2 separate regions of the Homo sapiens genome follow, and region 2 is linked to region 1. The links are chromatin contacts, found by Hi-C in ENCODE. All regions are on one chromosome and are shown on one strand. Each heading gives the region's core, a stretch centred on a gene start or an enhancer-like site at or near the end of the contact. The rest is flanking DNA. Distances are from core to core; before and after follow the strand shown.

Region 1 (7,271 bases), core at 4,772-7,271:
CTGAGGTCAGGAGTTCAAGACCAGCCTGGCTAACATGGTGAAACCCTATCTCTACTAAATATAAAAAAATTAGCTGGGCGTGGTGCCAGGCACCTGTAATCCCAGCTACTAGGGAGGCTGAGGCAAGAGAATCACTTGAACCCAGGAGGCGGAGGTTTCAGTAAGCTGAGACTGCACCATTGTATTCCAGCCTAGGCAACAAGAGGGAAACTCGGTCTCAAAAACAAAAAACATTGCTTCTGTCCCATTCTTTCAGGCCAATGCACTGGTGTGAGCTGCATGTCCCCAGAAAGGCCCCCCAATTCAGCCGTCACCTCCCCAGGGGGCCGTGGTGGGGAGGGGGCTCTCTGCTTAGGACAGGGCCCCTCCTTTCCTGGTGGCCAGTCTCTGGGGGAACTGACATTGCACGGCCACTTGCCCTCAGATGTGACAGAACTGGCAGAATCTGAGAATCTCGAGAAGGAAGGGACCTTCTGAGGTCACCTCTGTTCATCCTTACCCAGGCAGGAATCCCCGGCCACCGCAGGGACGGGCATCTCTGTTCCTTCCGCAAGGACAGTGCCCTGGGGTTGGGCAGCTCAGAATTAGTGAGGTTTTCCGTGGAAACCCACTCTTTGGGGTTTAAATTTGATTTAATACACCATCATCATCTTCACCAGGGTGAGGCTTTGCCCTGGGGCAGGGGGTGGGGAATCCCTGTGTCCAACACAGTAGGACCTGGAGCATTCATTGGGTCAGTGAGTAGTGGGAGCCTGCTGTGTGCCGCTGAGGCGTTGGGTGTGGGGGGGTGGGGGTGTGCTAGGGCACAGGAACCAGGAGAGAGTGGAGTGGCAGGTGGACAACACAGTGAGGCCGATGAAGAAATGCAGCTGGGGGCAGGTCTGGGACGAAGATGGAGCAGAGGGCTGCATCTGGGCATAGAGGCGGGTAAGGAGGTCTCTGACACCAGGGAAATGGGGCAAAGGCCACATATTCTTCCAGTCCCCAGCCCCTCGGATTTAGGTGGCCATGTGGCTGGTCCTAACAGCCGGGACATGGTCACACCGGACAGCTTTTAGGAAAGACTGTCACCTTAAAGTATGCAACACCTTTGTGGATGTTTGGTGTGTTTTCGAAACATCCACACAGGGTTCTGATGTTCTCGATGGCTTTGGAATGTAGTGCTAGATTTCCTCCCACAATCTCATTCTTAAAATGTATTGCCAAGGTGAGCCTGAAACACTGTGCCGGAAAGCAGGGAAGCACAGTTGTCCCTGGTATCCTCTGTGGAGTGAATCCGGGACCCTGGAGGATACCAAAATCTGAAGATGCTCAAGTCCCTGATATCAAACTGCACAGTATTTGCATATAACCTACGCACATCCTCCTGCATACTTTAAACCAGCTCTAAATTACTTATGATACCTAATACAATGTAAATGCTATGTAAATAGTTGTTACACTGTATCACTTAGGGAATAATGACGGAGAAAAATTCTGTATGTGTCTGGTACAGATGCAATTTTTTCTTGATATTTTTAATTCGTGGTTGGTTAAATCCATGAATGTGCAACCAAGGATATGGAGGGCCAACTGTACTCAAGGAATGATGGGGACATGTCAAAAGGACAGAGGCACAAACAGCGTCCACATTTTGGATACTTCAAGCATCTGAAGGAGCAATGTGGAGTATAACACATTGGATTTTTTTTTTTTAATTCGTGCACTTAGAGTGATATTAAACTAGGATGAGAGCAAAGGCTTTTTTTTTTCTTTTAACATTTTACTTTTATATAGTTTCAAACCCGCAGAAAAGTTGCAGGAATACTACAAAGAGTTCCTATGTGTATTAATCCATTCTCATGCTGCTAAAAGAGACATACCCAAGACTGGGTAATTTTAAAAGGAAAAAGGTTTAGTGGACTCACCGTTCCACATGGCTGGAGAGGCCTCACAATGATGGTGGAAGGCGAAGGAGGAGCAAAGGCATATCTTACATGGCGGCAGGCAAAAGAGTGTGTTTAGGTGAACTGTCCTTTATAAAACCAACCAGTCTCATGAGACTTATTCACCATCATGAGAACAGCATGGAAAAACCCGTCCCCATGATTCAGTTACCTCCCACCAGGTCCCTCTCATGACACGTGGGGATTATGGGAGCTACAATTCAAGATGAGATTTGGGTGGGGACATAGCCAAACCATATCACTATGTTTACCTGGAGACTCATGAATGTTAACATTTTTACTTTATCCTCTTCACTCTCTTTCTGTCCCTGCCTATCTGCCTCTCTCGATATAATAATAATGATATATATTTCTTTAGACGCACACATTTACCTGGTGATATATATATTTTCTGAATCTTTGAGGGTAAGTTGCATGCATTATATCCTCTTCACCTCTAAATACATCAGTGTAGCTTCCTAAAAGTGAAGACATTCTCTTCCATAATCTCAGTATGTGTCATAATCAGGAAATAACATTGATACAATGGCATTGTCTAATCTACAAACCTTAATTGTGTTTTTTTCCAATTGTCTCAATGATGTCCTTTATGCCAAAATAAGAGGCAGGACAAGGCATTGAATGAGTTGTCCCATCTCTCCAGCCTCCTGTAGTCTGGAGTGGCCCTTCAGTCTTTCCTTATGTTTCATAGCCTTGATTCTTTGGAGAATCCAAGCCAGTTATGTTCCAGAATGTCTTGCAGCTTGGATTGATCTAGTATTTTCCTCGTTATTAGATCCAGGTTATGCGTTTTCGGTAGAAGTGATGTGTTCCTCTCAGCGCATCATTACCAGGAGACATGTCATGTTGATTGTTTTACTTTCTTATGATGTTAATTTTGATTACTTAGCATGTGAGCACACGTCTGTGGTCCCAGTTACCCAGGAGGATCACTTAAGCCCAGGAGTTCAAAGCCGCAGTGAGCCGTGATCACACCACTGCACTCCAGTCTGACAGAGTGCACTGTTTCTATTTTTAAAAAATATATATTACTTAGTTAATATAGTGTTTATCAAATTTGTACACTAAAAAATGTAACTCTTCTTTGTAATCGATCAATATTTATGAGGAAAGAATTTTCACTTTTGGAGTTACCTTTCCATCAGGAATAACTAGAAGCCTCCACAAAACACAGGAAACAGTTACTTCAGACATTGGACATGCCTTTGCTCCCCCTTCACCTTCCACCATGACTGTGAGGCCTTCCCAGCCATGGTGGAACTGTGAGTCCATTAAACTGTCTTTCTTTATAAATTACCCAGTCTTGGGTATGTCTGTTTTAGCAGCATGGAAATGGACTAATACACATAGGAACTCTTTGTACTTTCCTGCAGCTTTTCTGTGAGTTTGAAACTATATAAAAGTAAAATGTTAAGAGGCGAGTCAGATCTGTGATCCCCAAGAAAAGGGTGGCAAGTGAGGTGAGCCCTACCCTGGTCTTGGCTTTCTGCCTGGACATAATTCCTGGACTGTGCTGTAGTGAGGGGGACCCAGACAGAGCCAGGTCTCACTGATTTAAGGAGACAAAGATCAGAGCTTGCAGAGATTACGCTTATTAAAAACAGACATCAAAAGAATATTTCTGCCAGAAAAATTCCAACACTTCTTAAAGAAATGCAACAAAATTCAGCACGCGACGACATAAAAATTTAATGTCTAGCATTCAATAAAACATTATTATAAAGAAGCAGGAAACTGTGACCCACAATCGGGAGAAAAATCAGTCCACAGAAGCAGACCAGGAAATGACAGAAGTGATAGATTCTACAGGACAACTGACCTGGATGTTTAAAAAATGTTAGTGTCGTGAAAGATTGTTCTAGATTACAGGGCTCTAAAGAGACATGAAAACCAAATGCAATCACATGTGCTGTGTGATGCCTGAATGGATCTTGGATTAAAAAAAATACAGCTGTAATAGACATTTTTTGAAGCCTTGGTGAAGTTTGAATGTGGATGAGATATTAGAAAACCTTCTATCAATGCTAATTTTCTTAGGTATCATAATGGTACTGTGTTATGCAGGAGAATGTTTTTAGGAGAAACATTCTGAAGTATTTAGAGATATCCCTAAAGTGATGTGATCCCTGCAATTTATTTATTTTTTATTAATTTTTAAAAATTTTAGTTGTGGTTAAAAATACACGTAACATAAAATGTACTGTCTTAACTATTTTTAAGTATACAGTTCAGTAGTGTTTGGCATATTTGCACAGGTATATTTCACACCGTGTCTCTGAAAAAAAAAAAGGCTGGAATAATTCCCTTCTATCCATGCCTTTCTCTTAATTGGGGTTTGGGGGTGCTTGGACTTATCTCCATGTTACTCTTCCAATTCTTAGAGTCCCTCTCTTCCCCTAAACAATGCTCTACACACAAGAGGCTTTGTGAGTTGTGGATTTAGTCTGTTGTAACTCCACACCATACAGGATTAGATTTCGCATCTGATTCTTACATCAGCCCTGCAGCCCCAAGAGATGAGAGATAGCTTTGAGGGCTATCAGAGAACTCCCTGTATTCTGCACATACCTTGAGCTGAGAATGTAAAGCCCTGGGACTGTCCTTTTCTTGCTTTAAACTCTTTGGTGTGATGATAACAAGCTCACCCCACAGTCCTTAGATAACCTGTGCTCGTATTGCGTATGGAAGCCACAACTCTGCCAAAGCCACAATTTAATAGGTACTTCGTTCTGAGTGATGACAGGTAATTATTTTGCCATCACAGGCTACGATCTATTAGAACTCCATTCTCTAACAGTTACTAGGTCCCCACTGCCTTTAAATCAACCAGAACAAGTAACCAATCCCAGTTCCCATCCTGGAGGTCGTGTTGCCTGCAATTGTTTCTGGTAACAAATCCGAAGTTAATTGGGATTCAGTTGCCGATGATTAGAGTCTCTTCAGTTGTTTGGAGGAGAAAGGAATCTAACATAGGAAGCTGTGTGATTCTCAAGCTGTTGGAAGGCTGGAGGCAGCGCCTCCAGCAAGGACTCTTGGAAGAATACTGCAGAGCTGGCTCCTGAAGGAAGCTGCCGAGTCAGGCTGGCCCTAGAAGCATGCTTTCTGGGTTGAATGCTTTAGGTTCACCTCTGCAGATCCACTCCCCACCATTTTCTCTCCTCACATCTATGGGCCGCAGCAGGGGACTTCTTTTCTCTGGCTTCTGGCTGGATGTGGGCAGGGGAGGCCCTGGCAGGAGGGAGGAGAGTGAGGCTTGGTCATTGATTCCTCCAGCTGTGCCCTTCTGCTGGTTCACCATGAGCTGGCTGTGTCCCTCTACCAAAGGCCACAGCTCCTATCCCGAGGCCCCTCTTAGAGCTTCAGTGATTCTGTTCCTGGGCTCTGCCACCCACTCCCTCCTTCACCCTCTAGGTTTTGAAGAAGTAACAGCTCCCCATGTTGCTAGCCTGGGGTGTAGCACTGTCTCTTCTGGGTTCCTTTAACCCTGCCCCAGCTGTCCCTTTATTAAACAGTCTTCAGTTAGCACATGGGAATATACCGTCTCTTTGCTGCTGGGACTGTGACTGCTGCTACATCTATGTGGCTGTGATCCAGAGTCAGAAGCCACCACCAGAACCACTGTGTCCAGAGCTGGGCTGAGCCTGCTACACACGCCCCAGCAAAATAGGTCCTGCACGGTGGCTTCTCTCCCCACCTGTTACAAGCCCCAGTCTAGCACGGGCACTTCAGAATGGCAGGGACTGACTCATGTGCCTCAGTGTCTTCCTCTGTAATATGGGGGTGATGATTGTACCTACCTCACAAGGAAGTTTCCAGTAAAATGAAAGCCCTTAAAATTATGTTTGTTTCATCACCAATGACTCCATAAATATTAGCAACAATACCAGTACTAAGTTTTGTCATTTTTTATTAACTTCTTGTAAACGACCCTACTTTCCTGCTCTCACACACTCCTTACACCTGCATCCCACCTGATTTAGCCACTTTCTGCCTAACCTGTCAGAAAGGGTAGATAGCTTCCCAGTCACCTGTTGCTAGGGAAACTCACCATTTCAGCCCGGATGGTGAAGATTCCAGCTTGAGAGACCAGCTCGGGTCTGAAGTGTTTCTCTATCTACTGTGCTGAGATCTCTCCTTCTCGAACCCTGCTATGCCTTTGCATACGCTGTTTTCTCCACCTGCCACGTTCTCACCCCTTCTTCTTCCACTGCAAACTCCTATGCAGCCGTCAAGGCCCCATTCTCCTCTGGAAAGCCTTCCCGATCCCCTTGGCAACAACCACCACCAATATTTATTCACTGAGCCCACTTTGTGCCAAGCATTGTTCTAGACACGGGTATGTAACCGCGATTGAGAGAGACAGACCACGCACAGCCTGGATTTTATTTTAAGAGCTATTGGGTGCCGTTGGTGGGTTTGAGTGAGTGGGGTCAGGAAGTGACTCACTCCTCCGAGGGCTTGTGGGAGCCTCAGCTCAGGGGCGGGCAGGGGGCGTGGGGAAGTCTGCAGCCGAGAGTCCAGGTAGGAGTCTCCTGCGTGGTCCCGGGAGAGGAAGGGGCCTGGCCCGGGGCGGGGTGTGGAGGTGGGAGGACGGCGGTGCGGGATGGAGGGTGGAGGCCAGGCTGACAGGGTGCTGGTGGTGGGTTGCGGGGGTCGACCCCAGGCTCTGGCCTATGTAGCTGCCATTTTGGAGGTGAACAGCCTGCGGGGAAACTGGCATGGTTTGGGGAAGGCGGGGAGAGGGGGAGAAATGAAAGCATTGAGTTTAAGTGGCCTGCAGAACCCCGGGGGCCCAGGCGGCACGGCGGGCGCTGGGGCTCCGGGCAGAGCTTTCTGGAGGTTTGTGGCAGCTTCACTTTCACGGCATCCACCCCCCTCGGGCCCTGCCGCAGAGAGGAGGAAGCTCCTGCCGGCTGAGCGGGCCTGGAGGAAGTGAGCAGCGGGGCTCCTGCCTCCCGGCCTGGTCCCCGAAGACCCCAGAAGAACCCGGAACTTGCTTCCATTCGGAATCCAGGGACCACCCTTTGCACTCAGTAGGCCTTTGTTTTCCTGCGTGGAAAGCGGTTGGGTGAGTTCTGGCATCGGGGCCACCATACTTGAGTGTTGGGGGTCACGGAGGGAGGGGCCCAGACACCACCTGGGAAGGATCCCAGAGTGCAGTCCCAGCCCAGGCCACCCGGGGAAGGGAGTCGGTAAAGTGGGACCTTGAGTCCCCACGGCCCCTCCGGCTGCCCCTGCTCAGAGGCTGCTCGGCGTCCTCCCTCCCTGTTCTACTGAGGAGTTGCCGCCTCTGAACTTCAGCCAACCCCTCCGTCTCCAGGTGAA
Region 2 (6,958 bases), core at 1,590-4,089, 500 kb after region 1:
GCTGAGATGTCCTCAGGAGAGGAGCCAGCCCAATGAGGCAGGGAGGCCTGCATGCTAGGGTCAAGGTTAGCCACACTCCCTTGCTCTGCTGGCCCCAAAGCTGAGAGGACCCTCCAGGGAGGCCTCTGGCCACAGTGCCGGGCAGATTATGGGAAGGCAGTGTCACGGTCACTGAGCTCAGGTGAATTTCCTCCTTACGTGTACTCTAATACAGGGGATGCCATAGGCAGACGGTGGAGAGAATGGGGGGAGGAGGAAGGGGATGGGGAGGAGGCCCATCCAGGCCCCAGCCAGAGCTCTTCATCCACCTTCCACCGTGGCTGTCAGCTGCCTGGACATAGCCTCTGGTGCTGGGCTCTGGATTCCACCATGTCCCCGCTGGCCTCTCTGTGCCCATAGGTGAAATGAAGACCCCCTGCGCCTCACACTCTGCCTTCTCACAGAGCAATTATGAAAGCCTGGTGAAGACATGGAGGCCGGCACGGGGTGACTGATTTGGCCAAGGTCAGATTTGAATCCGGCACTTAGCTCAGGCCTGGCCCATAGGAGGTTCTCAAGAAACACTTGAGTTAAAAGGAGGCTGCAGATGGCTCTCTCGACACGGGAATGTCGCAGAGACAATCATGGTACCTGGCGTGTGGCCAGAGCTGAGTAGCTGCTAAGCCATGTTATAATTACAGGAGTCACCTAAGGAAATTGCCGCTCTCATTCTGCAGGGCCGCCCAAGGCCTCTCTGAGCCCACTAGGGAATGTGCCCACTGTAGCGGGAGGTCTGGACAGTACTGTCCTCTAAACGCAGATGTGTGTGTGGTGGGGCAGGGCTACAGAGAAGACTTTGGTGGATTAGGTTACTCCAAGAAGGGTTTTGCAGGATGAATAGGAGTTGGCCAACCAGACCAGGCTTAAGGGAAGATCATCCCAAAATAAGTGAAGGGTGAGCATGTGGACATGAACTGAGCCTGACTTCCAAGGACAGAGCCTTCCACCAGGAAGCTGGCCTCTGCTCCCATTCACTCAGGAGGTTTCAAGGAGGCCCCTGGGTCCCCTGCCTCTCCTCTCAGACCCTGGGAGCTGATTGCTCAGGCTGCCTGCAAGAAGCTGGGAGCTTCTAACTGCATGGCCACCCTCTGGCCTTATCCCTGCAGTGAAGCCCTGGAGAGCCCCTTCCTGTCATCTGCCCCTTGAGTCTGGGGAAATCCAAGTGGGCCAAGCCAGTGCTTGGGGAGCGACAGAGTTTGTAGTCGAGATAGCCACCCACCTTGAGGGCCACCTGGCAGCCCCAGCTCCTGAGGAAGAGGCTTCTTGCCTTGGCCCCCACCCCATCTGCCACCCACACCCAGAACCACAAGACAGAGGGCCCAGACCTAGGTTACTCAAAACCAGAAACTGCCGAGAAGATCTGAATGAGGAGCCCCCTTGGGGCCAGGGCCAGGTGGCTGGGCAAAGCCTTCCTCCCACGCCCAGCACCCCGAAGGAGGGCAGGGGCTGGGGGGAGCCAGCCAGGAGACTGTGTCCACCCTCCCAGGCCACCCTGCCTTAGGCCCCAACAAAGGGCAACTCATAGACCCTTGGGGACCTCTGAATCAGGTCCTCTGATTGGCCTCAGATCCAGTCCCTCTGGGGTCCCAAGCCCTGGCTGCAGAGTCACCCCCTCTCTCCTCCCCATGGCTCATTAGCTACATCCTAAGCCTCAGTCTCCCCATCAGTAAGATGAGAAGCCTACTCGCGAGCCACCCGGGGAATGGAAGCAGCTTCCACGGATGAACAACTGTGTCCACCCCTGTCATCCTTGATAGGGTTCATGGATGGCTGAAGAGGGGCCAGCCCAATCCTTTGTCAGAAGCCCTAGCCCAGGAACAGGGGCTGGGCCCCTCGCAGGGGTTGGTTTCATTGGCTTTGACTGCAGCGACAGGTAGGGTGTGTCCCCCGGACTGGGTGGGGGTGTCGAAACCAGGACTTCCAGAATTGATTGAGGGTCCAGGAGGGCCCGGGCCAGAGGGGTGGGCTGAGGAGGGGCCTGGGGCTTTTCAGTTAAACAAGCCACCTGTGGCCACCCCAGCCCCCACCCCAGTGCCCACAGAGCCTGAGCTGTGAGCCCAGTGAGGCCAGGAGCTGGAAGCCAGTCTGATCCAGCCTCGAGAGTGGTAGAAAATGTGCTGGTGATGGCCAGGCGCGGTGGCTTATACCTGTAATCCCGGCACTTTGGGAGGCCGAGGTAGGTGGATCACCTGAGGTCAGGAGTTCAAGACCAGCCTGGCCAACATGGTGAAACCCTGTCTCTACCAAAAAAAATACAAAAATTAGCTGGGCGTGGTGGCGGCAGCTGAGTAGTTCCAGCTACTCAGGAGGCTGAAGCAGGAAAATCACTTGAACCTGGGAGGTGGAGGTTGCAGTGAGCCGAGATCGCGCCATTGTACTCCAGCCTGGGCAACAGAGCGAGACTCAAAAGAAAATGTCCTGGGGATGATGGGGAAGGGGCAAAGAGCACTGGGGACCAGGGTCAGGATGCCTGAGGGTCACCTCCTACCCGCGGTCCAACTGCCTGTGCTGCCTGGTGTTGCCCAGCTTGCACCCGCCCCCAGCTCTCTGCCCAGGGCACTGTTGTGAGGTTAGGGGCAGACAGCGGGTGTGGGTGCAGAGCACAGGGCCGGGCTGATGTCAGCGTCCACAGTAGGGGAGCAGCCCCTTCCTGTCGCTCTGGTCTGTGCTCCACTTGGCCGTGCTGGGTGAGGTCATCCTTCCAGGCCCTGGTGAAATGTCATCTCTGGAGGCTCAGGCGTCCTCCCTCCTGGGGATTCTGGAGCCTCCCTTTACTGCCCTCTTGTGGCTCTCAGGGGAAGGGAAGTGGCAGCCCGGGACTCAGGGCCCGGCACGAAGTAGGCGCTCCTGGTGGCCGCTGGGGTTACTGACCGTGGGAAGCGTGTAGCTCCAGAGTCACAGCTGGGCTCTGATTTCAGCCCTTCCACTCACTCACCCTACAACCCGGGCAAGTCAGCTTTCCCTCGGAGCCTCTGGTTCCTCTTCTGAAAAATGTGGGTGGAAATTCTGGCCTGTAGGTCTGCCCCAGGTCGGAGGGTAGATGGGTACGCAGTGCCAGCACCCAGTAGGGCCTCCGTGAGTGAGCATGTGTCCTTTACCCCATGCACTGGGACAGTCCTGCTCTGCTGGTGACCCTACATATCCCACTCCTGTGCAAGGCCTCAGTCTCACCATCTGTAAAATGGACAGTGGAGACTAGAATGGACAGAGCAAGACCCCATCTCAAAACAAACAAACAAAAAACGATTTCTCCTCTGTCTGGAATAGAGCCATGTGTATTTAATCAGAAAAATGTTTTCCCTCCTCCACCCCAAATCTGTGGATGCTCCATAGAGAAGGGCCATGCTTATCCCTCAGTTTCTCCTTAAGGTGGGAGCCTTGCGCTTTCAGAGAAGCCAGTGAAAGCCACACCCCTCTCGCCAGTGAAAGCCACACCCCTCTCCCCAGTGAAAGCCACACCCTCTCCCCAGTGAAAGCCACACCCCTCTCCCCAGTGAAAGCCACAAGCTCTCCCCAGTGAAAGGCACACTCACAGCCACCGTGACTCTGCCAGGCGTGGGCTGTGGTGCCTGACACCCTCTCAGACATGCCCAGGCACATGCTGGAGTTGCTCAGAACTTCTACACAGAATCCCAAGCACCAAGGGTGGGGCTGGAATCAAAGCCGAGATACGTGATGCCCCTTCCGCCTAACTTTGTCCCCTTCTAACCCAGATAGTGCCCAGAAAGATGGTTCCACTTGCAGGCCCTGTGCCCAGGGCCCTGGCTTCCGTGGTACCATCCTTTCTCCCTGGGGGAGCACCGTGATGATGCCACACATCAGAAGTTCCCCTATTGGGGCCCGGCATGGTGGCTCACGTCTGTAATCCCAGCACTCTGGGAGGCCAAGGCAGGCAAATCCCCTGAGGTCAGGAGTGAGAGCAGGCTGGCCAACATGGTGAAACCCCGTTTCTACTAAAAGTACAAACATTAGCCAGGTGTGGTAACACACACCTGTAATCTCAGCTACTTGGAGGCTGAGGCACAAGAATCCTTGAACCCAGGAGAGAGAGGTTGCAGTGAGCTGAGATCGCACCACTGCACTCCAGCCTGGGCGACAGAGTGAGACTGTCTCAAAACAAAAAGAAAAGAAAAAGAAGTTCCCCTATTGGGCACCTGGCTTTCACAACATCTTGTTCTATTCTTGTGTTTTTGTTGTTGTTGTTGTTGTTGATTTTTTTGAGACAGGGACTCGCTCTGTCGCCCAGGCTGGGGTGCAGTGGCATTAACTCGGCTCACTGCAACGTGTGCCTCCCGGGATCAAAAGCTTCTCCTGCCTCAGCCTCCCGAGTAGCTGGGATTACAGGTATGTGCCACCACGCCTGGCTAATTTTTTTTATTTGTTTGTTTTGTTTTGAGATGGAGTCTCGCTCTGTCGCCCAGGCTAGAGTGCAGTGGCTCGATCTTGGCTCACTCACTGCAACCTCCACCTCCCAGCTTCAAGCGATTCTCCTGCCTCAGCCTCCTGAGTAGCTGGGATTACAGGTGTACACCACCACGCCCAGCTAATTTTTGTATTTTTAGTAGAGATGGGGTTTCACAATGTTGGTCAGGCTGGTCTTGAACTCCTGACTTCATGATCCGCCTGCCTTGGCCTCCCAAAGTAATTTTTGTATTTTTAATAGAGACTGGGTTTTGCCATGCTGGCCAGGCAGGTCTTGAACTCCTGATCTCATGATCTGCCCACCTCGACCTCCCAAAATGCTGGGATTACAGGCATGAACTACCACACCCGGCAAATACGATATTTGATTCCTTCTTTTACATCTTTAATTATGTGAGGCAAATTTAATTTTACAGTCTCCTCCAATGGTTTCTCGGGAATTTCCTTCTGGTATGTGTGGTGTTTGCTTGTCCCTCCCTCAGGCTGGTCTGTTTCTGTGTGTTGTGTAATTTGGGATCATGAGTTTATCTCCAGCAAGGGCTTTATCTGTGAGAATCCCAGCTCGTGGGCATGCCTCCCAGAGCATTGTTTATTGTTGCTGATATAGAACACTTGTACATACTTTTGGGGTATGTGTGATATTTTGACCCCTGTACACAATGTGTTTGATCAAATCCGGGTAATCGGGAAACCCATCGCTTCAAACATCTATATTGTCTTTGCATTTGGAACATTACAATTCTTCTAGCTACTTTGAAATATATGATAAATTATTGTTAATGATGATTTCCCTATCCAGAGCGTTTTATAATTGCTCTCCCAAGCAGCCTACGGCTGTCACAGGCCTGGGGCCACTTTCTCATCGGTTGGGTTAGGCTTTATAAATACAAACCTAATCCCAGGCTAGAGCAGACCCATGGCTAGAGTCCCTCAGGAGAACTGCACACTTTTTCCTACCTCAAGCTCAGGAGGAGTCAGACAAGTTTTCTTGTCATCTCTTATTGTCAGTGGGTAGATCTTTTTCTAGGCTACATTTTATTAAGGTTGCAGCTCCTCAAGCCCTCTGGTGTTCTGTGGAGAATTCAGTTTCACCTCCCAGCATCCTGCTTGCTCCGCGCCTGGTCTCCTGGCTGCTATCACAGTTTAATAAACCCTCCGTCTCAACACCCTCTCTCCACCCCCACAAGGCTGCCACACTTTCACTTAATGTCTGAGGTTGTGTTTTGTTTTGTTTTGAGATGGAGTCTCACTCCGTCGCCCAGGCTGGAGTGCATTGGCGCGATCTCGGCTCACTGCAACCTCCGCCTCCCGGGTTCAAGCGATTCTCCTGTCTCAGCCCCCCGAGTAGCTGGGACTACAGGCGTCCACCACCACACCTGGCTAATTTTTGTATTTTTAGTAGAGACGGGGTTTCACCCTGTTGGTCAGGCTGGTCTCGAACTCCTGACCTCAGGTGATCTGCCCGCCCTGGCCTCCCAAAGTGCTGGGATTACAGGCGTGAGCCACCGCACCCGGCCTGAGTTTCTAGTTTAAAACATTTTCCTAGCCGGGTGCAGTGGCTCACACCTGTAATACCAACACTTTGGGAGGCTGAGGCAGGCGTATCACTTGAAGTCAGGAGTTTGAGACCAGCCTGGCCAACAAGGTGAAACCCCGTCTCTACTAAAAATACAAAAATTAGCCGGGTGTGGTGGTGCACCCCTGTAGTCCCAGGTACTGGGGAGGCTGAGGCAGGAGAATCGCTTGAACCTGGGAGGCGGAGGTTGCAGTGAGCTGTGATCGCACCACTGCATTCCAGCCTGGGCTACAGAGCGAGACTTCGTCTCAAAAGAAAAAAATATTTCCTGCAATGTTACTATTATACTAGTTAGAGTGCAACTAGTAGAGCATAATAGTTAAGAACACGGACGCTATGACCAGACTGCTTAGGCTTGGAACCCAGCTCCATCGGCAAGGAGGGGGCTCAGTTTCTTCATCTGTGAAATGGGGGGCAGCAACAGTCTACCATATGGGGTTGCTGCCAGGCTAGAGGGCTTGATCCATGAAGGCAGGGAGGCTGTCACTCCATATGTGTAACTGCGTACTTCAAGCACTATGCTGGCCTTCAGTAATGTCAGTATTAAATGTGCTATTACATCCTATATATGGCCAGGTGCAGTGTGGCTCACGCCTGTAATTCCAGCATTTTGGGAGGCCGAGGCAGGCGGATCACTTGAGGTCAGGAGTTCGAGACCAGCCTGGCCCACATGGTGAAACCCTGTCTCTCCTAAAAATACAAAAATTAGCCGGGCATGGTGGTGCACGCCTGTGATCCCAGCTACTCGGGAGGCTGAAGCAGGAGACTGGCTTGAATTCGGGAGGTGGAGGTTGCAGTGAGCCGAGATCACTCCACCGCACTCCAGCTATTACATCTTATATCTTATGTGTTATAATATAAATATATCTTAAGGAGAATTGTAATATTATCATGCTGGCCCCTGATTTTCCACACTTTTTT

What was found. A loop is a pair of places that touch in the nucleus more often than their neighbours do. Pooled maps may share reads with other maps.
Region 2: a map of naive thymus-derived CD4-positive, alpha-beta T cell shows a loop between it and region 1 (2.8-fold over the local background). The contact joins the enhancer-like site here to the promoter of PARVG in region 1. A Hi-C loop is called at or near these places in 1 of 168 maps with a recorded cell type or tissue (naive thymus-derived CD4-positive, alpha-beta T cell), 4 of 37 single-sample maps with no recorded cell type and 11 of 50 pooled maps.

Annotation. Positions count from the first base shown.
Region 1 is chr22:44,174,904-44,182,174 of GRCh38, forward strand. PARVG (parvin gamma) reads left to right here and starts at 6,022. Exons shown (of 14, transcript NM_022141.7): 1 at 6,022-6,282; 2 at 6,839-7,014. RefSeq lists enhancers at 1-599, 6,009-6,739, 6,740-7,271 and silencers at 5,283-5,332, 6,503-6,632.
Region 2 is chr22:44,682,097-44,689,054 of GRCh38, forward strand. It overlaps a transcript of PRR5 not described here. Among named protein-coding and RNA genes, the nearest start is that of PRR5, 17 kb to the right of the region's middle. RefSeq lists enhancers at 2,015-2,554, 3,531-3,850, 3,731-4,231. Within about 2 kb of position 2,840, at least 9 of the 41 ENCODE cell types and tissues checked have a DNase peak (open chromatin) inside an H3K27ac peak, as active enhancers do.